2 separate regions of the Homo sapiens genome follow, and region 1 is linked to region 2. Evidence: read pairs that join two places in POLR2A ChIA-PET (ENCODE). Cell type or tissue: MCF 10A. All regions are shown on one strand.

Evidence for each region. ChIA-PET counts read pairs that join two places held together with the same protein. Peaks named below come from ENCODE experiments on the same cell type or tissue, not always from the same donor. Only the 100,000 strongest peaks of a DNase experiment are listed, where the experiment ranks them.
Region 1: POLR2A ChIA-PET joins it to region 2 with 5 read pairs; 5 of 35 experiments call an interaction of 5 or more read pairs at or near these places.

The regions. Positions count from the first base shown.
Region 1 is chr2:28,833,318-28,837,317 of GRCh38, forward strand. The region is part of intron 6 of SPDYA (speedy/RINGO cell cycle regulator family member A); the gene reads left to right. Among named protein-coding and RNA genes, the nearest start is that of SPDYA, 24 kb to the left of the region's middle. In MCF 10A, no CTCF peak of the experiment used is centred here; no DNase peak of the experiment used is centred here.
Region 2 is chr2:28,581,722-28,585,721 of GRCh38, forward strand. PLB1 (phospholipase B1) reads left to right here. Exons shown (of 58, transcript NM_153021.5): 24 at 347-412; 25 at 684-784. Among named protein-coding and RNA genes, the nearest start is that of PLB1, 88 kb to the left of the region's middle. RefSeq lists an enhancer at 2,744-2,803. In MCF 10A, no CTCF peak of the experiment used is centred here; DNase peaks (open chromatin) are centred at 2,420 and 2,710.

The sequences.
Region 1 (4,000 bases), 250 kb after region 2:
CTTTGCTCTTCCACTCAAGCTACACCGGCCTCCTTACCTCAAAGATACCAGTTACACTCCCATCTCATGGTCTTTGCACTTACTATTCCCATAACCTGGAATGTTGTTCCCCAAATATCAGTATGCTTCACTTCCTAACTACGTTCAGGATTCTGCTTAAATGTCACCTCAGAGAGACCTTTCCTTATCACCTTATATAGAGTAGTATCTCCCTCCATGGAATAGAAGTGTCCAGAAATATACCGTCACAATTATGTTCAATTGAATTTTGACAAGGGTGCCAAGAAAATTCAATGGGGAAAATGTAGTCTTTTCAACAAATGGTGCTATGACAACTGGATATCTACAAGCAAAAGAATGAAGCCGAACCTCTGGTTTATACCATATATAAAAATTAACTCAAAATGGATCAAAGACCTAAATGTAAAACCTAAAACCATAAAACTCTTAGAAGAAAACATAGGGGTAAGTCTTCGTGACCTTGAATTAGGTTTCTTAGACATGATACCAAAAGTAACATGTAACAAAAGAAAATATAAAATAGACATCATCAAAATTAAAACCTTTTGTCCTTCAAAGGATACCAAGTGAAGAGATGACCTATAAAATGAAAAAAATTTTTTGCAAGTCATCTATTTGATAAGGGTCTTGTATCTAGAAATATAAAGAGCTTTACAACTTAATAATAAAAAGACAATCAATTTAAAAAATGGGCAAATAATCCAAATAGACATTTCTCCAAAGAAGGTATGCAAATTGCTAAAACACACACACACACACACACACACACACACACACTTGAAAAGATGTTCAACATCATTAGCTGTCAGGGATTGCAAATCAAAAGCACGATGAGATATTACTTCACACCCACTATGATGGCTATAAACAAAACAAAAATAAAAGTATTGAAGAGGATGTGGAGATACTGGAACCCTCATACACTTCTTATGGAAATGTAAAATGGGGAAGTTGCTTTGCATAACAGTCTGGCAATTCCTCACAAGGTTAACATAGAGTTACCATATGATCCAGCAAGTCTAGTCCTGGCTATATATGCCAAAGGGTAAAAACAAAACTATGTCCACACAAAAAACTTTAACATGAATGTTCATAGCAGTATTCATAATAGCCAAAGTACAAACAACCTGAATGTCCATCAGCTGATAGAATGGATAAACAAAATAAGGTATATCCCTACAATAAAATATTACTTGGCAATTAAAAGGAATGAAGTACCTGGTTCAAGCTACAACGCAGATAACCTTGAAAAGATTATGCTACATAAAAGAAGCCTGTCACAAAGGACGACATATTGTATGATTCCATTTATATGAAAGGTCCAGAATGGACAAATTCAAAGACAGAAAGTAGATTAGTAGTTGTTATGGGCTGAGAGAAGGGAGAAAATGGAGTGTGATTGCTTTATATATAGAGTGATGAAAATGCTTCAAAATTGACCGTGGTTATGGTTGCTTAACTCTGAATATATTGAATATCATTGAATTGTACATTTCAATTGGGTGATTCTAAGGTATTTTAATTACATTTCAAAGCTGTTAAAATTAAAAGTAGTTCCTCCCACTATTACTCTGTATTCCCTTTCTCAGTTCCAATTTTCCTCATAGCACTCAACCATCATGTAACAGACTGCTTTTTACTTATTTATCTTGTTAATAAATTTCCTCCCACTAAAATACAGATTCCAAGAGAGCAGGGTCTTTATTTTGCATTTGTTTGTTTTGTTTTGTTTTTGTTTTTGAGACAGGGTCTCATTCTGTTACCCAGGCTGCCAGCTGCAGTGTGCAATCGTAGCTCACTGCAACCTTGAACTCCTGGGCTCAAGCAATCCTCCCACCTTGGCCTCCCAAAGTTCTGGGATTACAGATGTGAGCCATAGTGCCTGACCTTTTTTTTTTTTTTTTTAAGACAGAGTTTCATTCTGTCACCCAGGCTGGAGTGCAATGGCGTGATCTTGGCTCACTGCAACCTCCACCTCCTGGGTTCAAGCGATTCTCCTGCCTCGGCTTCCCAAGTAGCTAGGATTACAGCTGGGATTACAGGCATGCGCCACCACGCCCGGCTATTTTGTATTTTTAGTAGAGACAGGGTTTTCACCATGGTGGCCAGGCTGGTCTCAAACTCCTGATCTCAAGTGATCCACCTGCCTCAGCCTCCCAGAGTGCTGGGATTACAGGCATGAGCGCCCAGCCTTATTTTGTTCTTATTCTATCTCCAGAGCCTAGAACAGTGCCTGGCACATAGTGGGTAGTCAATAAATATTTGTTGACTGATCAAATGAATGGAACTTCCAATTCTTTTTCATACCTTCTTATCCATTAAATAGGGAAACAATAAACTATAAAATAATTATTCACTGAGCTCACTTTGCACTGCCGCTTACTCCAGTGGCAGATAGAGAAGCTGTTTTTTGGCTGTTCCAACAAGGTACATTTGAATCCTGTAGGCGTATAGAAAAGGTAACTGCCTAGTAGATTTTATCCTGTTCTGTTAAGTGTTCACTGGACAACTACTTTATGAATAACACACCAAGTTCAGTGCCCTGGGAGTTTATTGTAAAGAAGTATTATATCACCCCATTCCCATTCCTGAAATAGCAAGACATACTGTTGAAAATGTAACTGTTCTATACATTTGTTACTGAAAGCCTGGCATACTGCCAAACGAAACATTTCTTTAGTCCCATATCCTAAAATAACCTCAAGTTAAGATAGTAGCTACAAACTAGCTTATAATAATAATACTTTACATTTGCACAGTGCTTTACAAATTATGACTTTTACAGAAATTATCACACAAATAGCTGTGGGGGTGGTGGCATCCTCATTTCACAGCTAATGAAACTGAGGACCGAGGAGGCTGGGATTTACTCAAAATCATAGAAGTTGCAGAGCCAGAACATCTAATGACTTCCTAGTGTTCTCTTTTTTCTGTGACATCTAGCCTCCATATAAACCTCTCATATTGGTTAGTTTAGAAAATGCATTTATTTCTTGTCTTGGGAATTAAATAGCCGCAGTATTCCCTCCATTTCACAGATGCAAAAACTGTGGCTTAGTAAGATTGTGATTTGTCCATGGCCATGAAGTTAATAAGTAGCAGATACTAATAACTTAGTGCTCTTTGAATTATACACCACTGACATAAGAAAGAACATGTGCTGTCTTTTCAAATAGTGAGTTTTGTAATTGTCTCTTTTCTTTTTTTAATCTTGGCTGCAAAGAAGCTAAAAGCCAGGTATTATCCTTGACCACATCAACTCTATTACATTTTATTACTGGCATGTCTGCTTTCCCCTTTTAGTCGAAATTTCCCTTTTGGGTCTAAGCTCAATGAAATTTTTTCCCCTTTTTTCTCAGCTGCCTCATTCCTTTTTGGAAAGAGATGGGTTGTGATTAAATTGGAAAATATATATAGGGCTTCTCCAGAAAAGAGTGGACTATTTCTTTGTTTATTCTGATTTTATCTTCTTACCTGATGATCTTATCAACAACTCCTTTAAGGTGGGATTTATTTACATTGGTGATGGCTTAATTTCTAAACTGGTTCACACATTAGGGAGGATGCCTATCTAATGAGAGAGTTAGACTACACTTCCAGCCCCTTTCATGCATCATGGAGGGTAGCAATTTAATCAAGAAGTTTTTCTCTATTCCCGTTAATACTCTGGCCAAGATGCCACAATATCATCATAGCTGAGTTCTTCACTATCTATTACTTGATTCCAGATTAGGAATTTAGAAAGCAATGAGATAAGTAGTGTGTTTTGACAGAATAATCCAATGACAGTATGCAAAAGAGATCCAATATAGGGAATGTATTGGAAACTGCTAAACTTGCTATAGCTGGAAACAAGGTTGTGAAGAAAATTGATAGCAGTGCTGAAGAAAATGAAACAGATGTTAGAAATGTTAAAAAATTATAATTATCATTACCTGGTAACCAGTTGGATATAGGGTACATGGGAGAGGGAACTGTA
Region 2 (4,000 bases):
CTTTGGGAGGCTGAGGTGGATGGATCACTTGAGCCCAGGACCAGCCTGGGCAACATGGGGAAACCCCATCTCTACCAAAAAATACAAAAATTAGCCAGGTGTGGTGGCACGCACCCATGGTCCCAGTTACTTGGGAGGCTGAGGTGGGAGGATTGCTTGAGCCCAGGAGGTGAAGGTTGCAGTGAGCCATGATCACACCACTGCACTCCAGCCCGGGAGACAGAGTGAGATCCTATCTCAAAAAAAGAAAAAAAAAAAAGAAGGGGACCCAAGAGAGAAAGTAGCCCTGTTCTGTAGAGAGATTAGGTGACAAATGGTGTTCAAGGGACACTTCCTCTTCCTGCAGGTCCACTATTCTCCCCAGAACTTCACAGACAACATTGGAAAGGCCCTGGACATCCTCCATGCTGAGGTACGGAGGCTAGGCCATGAGGCCTGCATCTTAGACCTCAGACCTAGCCTAGAGGAAGCTCTGGCATCCTGCTGAGACCTCCTTGGCAGGTCACCTTTGTTGTGGATCCCAGCCCAAATGCATAGAGGGGGAGCAGGGACGGGTGGAGGAAGTGGATGGGGGCAGATGGAAGTCCCTAGATCTGAAACTTCAGCAGGAGGAGCAGGCCCCAAACCGAGGTGAAAGGCTGCCCAGCCTCATCCTCTTGGTGACTGAGTTTGCCTTTTCTCAGGTTCCTCGGGCATTTGTGAACCTGGTGACGGTGCTTGAGATCGTCAACCTGAGGGAGCTGTACCAGGAGAAAAAAGTCTACTGCCCAAGGATGATCCTCAGGTCAGACAGATACTTCTCCCCGATTCTACTAAGAATCCTCACTGCTAAGGGCAGTGGCACCCTTAGCAAATTCCTTAGAAAACCCAAGGGCCGAAGTGTGAAAGGGCTGTGACCACCCCATCTTCTAACCTGGAAAAGCCTAAGGGGAGGATATCCTAGGATTTTTCCACCCTGGTGTAGGCCTCAGCCCACCTCAGGGTGTGCATGGGGAACTACCCCTGCACCCCGCCTCTGTTGCCATGGCAGCCACAAGGCACCCTCCAGGCCTCCAGAGGGAAGAGTAAAACGCTAGGAATGGAGTCAAGCTGTGTGTCTGAGGCCCGGGGACCGCCCAGGCCACTGCTGGGACCTACTTCCAAGTGTGTCCAGAGCTGATCTGCCCCCTCCTAGAGGCCCATCTCTAGGACAGGGGTGCCTCTGGTTGGTATGGGTGTTCCATGTAAAGCATTCACAGATATAGGGCCACTGTCACCTGCCAGAGAAGGAGGTCAAACCAGAATTAGCAGGGTCCAGAGGACAGAGTCCTCCCCAGAGAGTAGAGAACCCTGGTCCTGAGAAGGTGCCTGAGAGGACGTCTTCACCCCTCAGCCTCCAGAGCCAGACAGAGCTGGCTTCCCCTTCTAATACAGGCTGAGCATCCCTCATCCGAAAATCTGAAATCTGAAATGCTCCAAAATCCAAAACTTTTTTTTTTTTTTGAGACAGGGTCTCGCTCTGTTGCCTAGGCTGGAGTGCAGTGGCATGATCTTGGCTCACTGCAGTCTCCGCCTCCCAGGTTCAAGCAATTCTCCCACCTCAGCCTCCTTAGTAGCTGGGATTACAGGCACACCACCATGCCCAGCTAATTTTTGTATTTTTAGTAGAGACGGAGTTTTATCATGTTGGCCAAGCTGGTCCCGAACTGCTGACCTCAGGTGATCCACCCTCCTCGGCCTCCCAAAGTGCTGGGATTACAGGCGTGAAGCCACCATGCCTGGCCCCGAATCCAAAACTTTTAAAGTGCTGACATGACACCACAAGGGGAAAATTCCACACCTGACTTCATGTGACAGGTTGTAGTGAAAACACAGGTGCACAGCACGCAGTTTATTCAGCATCCCCAAAAAGCCTCCTTCAGCTGCGATGCACTCTCTTTTCTGGGCATGCCCAGATCCTGCGGCTCAAGCATGCCCACAAAGGGTAGCAAAATGGCACATGTGCAGGCCGGATGCTCCAACAACAGGTTCCCCATAATGGCTCATGTGGGGCTAAGACCTGCGTGCATTACTCACCTAGTTTTTGCTCATTCTCTGTGTGGTAAAGATGTGGCTTAAAACGATAGCCATAGGGTAATGCAAATATTCCAAAAAAAAAAAAATCTGAAATCTGAAATGCTTCTGGCTCAAAGCATTTCAGATAAGGGAGACCCAGCCTGTATCACACATCTCCAGGACCGTCAGGAATAAGACGTTCCTCTAAGTGAAGCATGAACGTTTTCCGCAGCCTTCCTTCCTGCAGGTTTTCCTCTGGACTGTTAGCCAAGGTCACTGAGACTGTGCTCCCCTACCCTGCCCCCCAGCTCTGTTACTCGGTACAGGTCCCCACCCCAGCCCTGAGCACATCACATGGTAATTACTCATGTGCCTCCCTCCCCCACAGCCTGTGAACTCAGCCTGAGTCACTGCTAGCATGGTGTAGGGGCTCAGCTGCTGTTTGCTGAATGACTGAATAATTCACAAGGGCCAGACTTGCTCTTGGAAGTTAAGGGGTACCTTTCCTGCTCCTCTGCAGATCCATGCCATGCCTCACCTGGGGGACCCAAACCGCACAGGTCCCCTGGAGAAGGCCTCACGGTGCTGTGAGCAGAGACAGGATGGTTGCTTGGGTGACATGTTCCTATGAACGCAGCTGGTGTCAGGCATGCTATTTCCAACTGCTGACTCATCCGCTGGCTCACACTTTCTCCAGTCACTGGGCCACACAGGGGATCGGTGTCTTCACTCCATTTCAGAGCAGTTTACCAGAAAGCCTCTTGCTACCCATCTTGGCAGGGTTTTTTAGACCATTCAAACTCAAGGTTCAAAATAGGCATTTGCCAGGCCCATTCACAGATCTGAGATGGCCAAGTCACTGAATGTCAAGGTTGGATAGACTCAGGTCACCTTCTCCTGCCACCTCTGCAGTGCCCTGCACTCCCCGCCTCTCCACTGTTTCATCGGGTGGCTGTGCTTTCCTCTGCAGTGCTGAGTCTACACGGAGCCATCCCTGCTGTTATCACCTCATCCCCCTGGACCAAAAGCCCAGATGTGCCAGATAGCTGGCCGGGTCAGAGCTGCAGATTGGATGGAAGCAGTTTAACATAGAGATTAAGAGCTCAGGTTCAGAGCCAGGCAGACTTGAGTTCAAGTCCTAGCTCCCACACTCAGCACCCATGCAACCTTGAGAAAGTTACTCAACCACCCTGAGCCTGGGTTTCCTCATCTCTAAAACAGGGATAATGAGAATACCACTTCTAGAATGGCTGGGAGGACTAAACAGGTTAATACCCATAAAGTTTTTATTGCAGTGCTTGGTACAGTGTTCAATGTTAATTATTCAATAATAATTGCTAAGATACACTCAAATCAATGTATCTTAGCAATTATTATTGTTGTCACTGCAGTATGCCTCATCGGCACAGCACTTTCCTCAGACAGCCGTAAGGTGACTCGTCTCCATAAAAGTCACTCCTACAGAAATCAGAAGAAGTCTATTTCATTTTCAAGAGCAAATCCAGGTCTAGGAATTTTTCTTTTTTTTTTTTTCTTTTGAGACAGAGTCTCGCTCTGTTGCCCAGGCTGGAGTGCAGTGGCACAATCTCGGCTCACTGCAACCTCCGCCTCCCGGGTTCAAGCGATTCTCATGCCTCAGCCTCCCGAGTAGCTGGGACCACAGGCATGCAGCACCACCCCAAGCTAATAGTTTGTATTTTTAGTAGAGACGGGGTTTCGCTATGTCAGCCAGCCTGGTCTTGAACTCCTGACCTCAAGTGATCCACCCACCTCGGCCCACCAAAGTGCTGGCATTACAGGCGTGAGCCACCGCGCCTGGCCTGGAAATCTTCTTTAGCTTCGTTTGGTATGGTCAGCAGGTCAGCCAGCCAGGCTCCTCATTAGCACAGATCTCTGAACTCCAAGTTAAAAGAAATGTATTGAGTCTCAAGCCAGCGTTTCTGCATCACTTATTCAGGATGGTGAT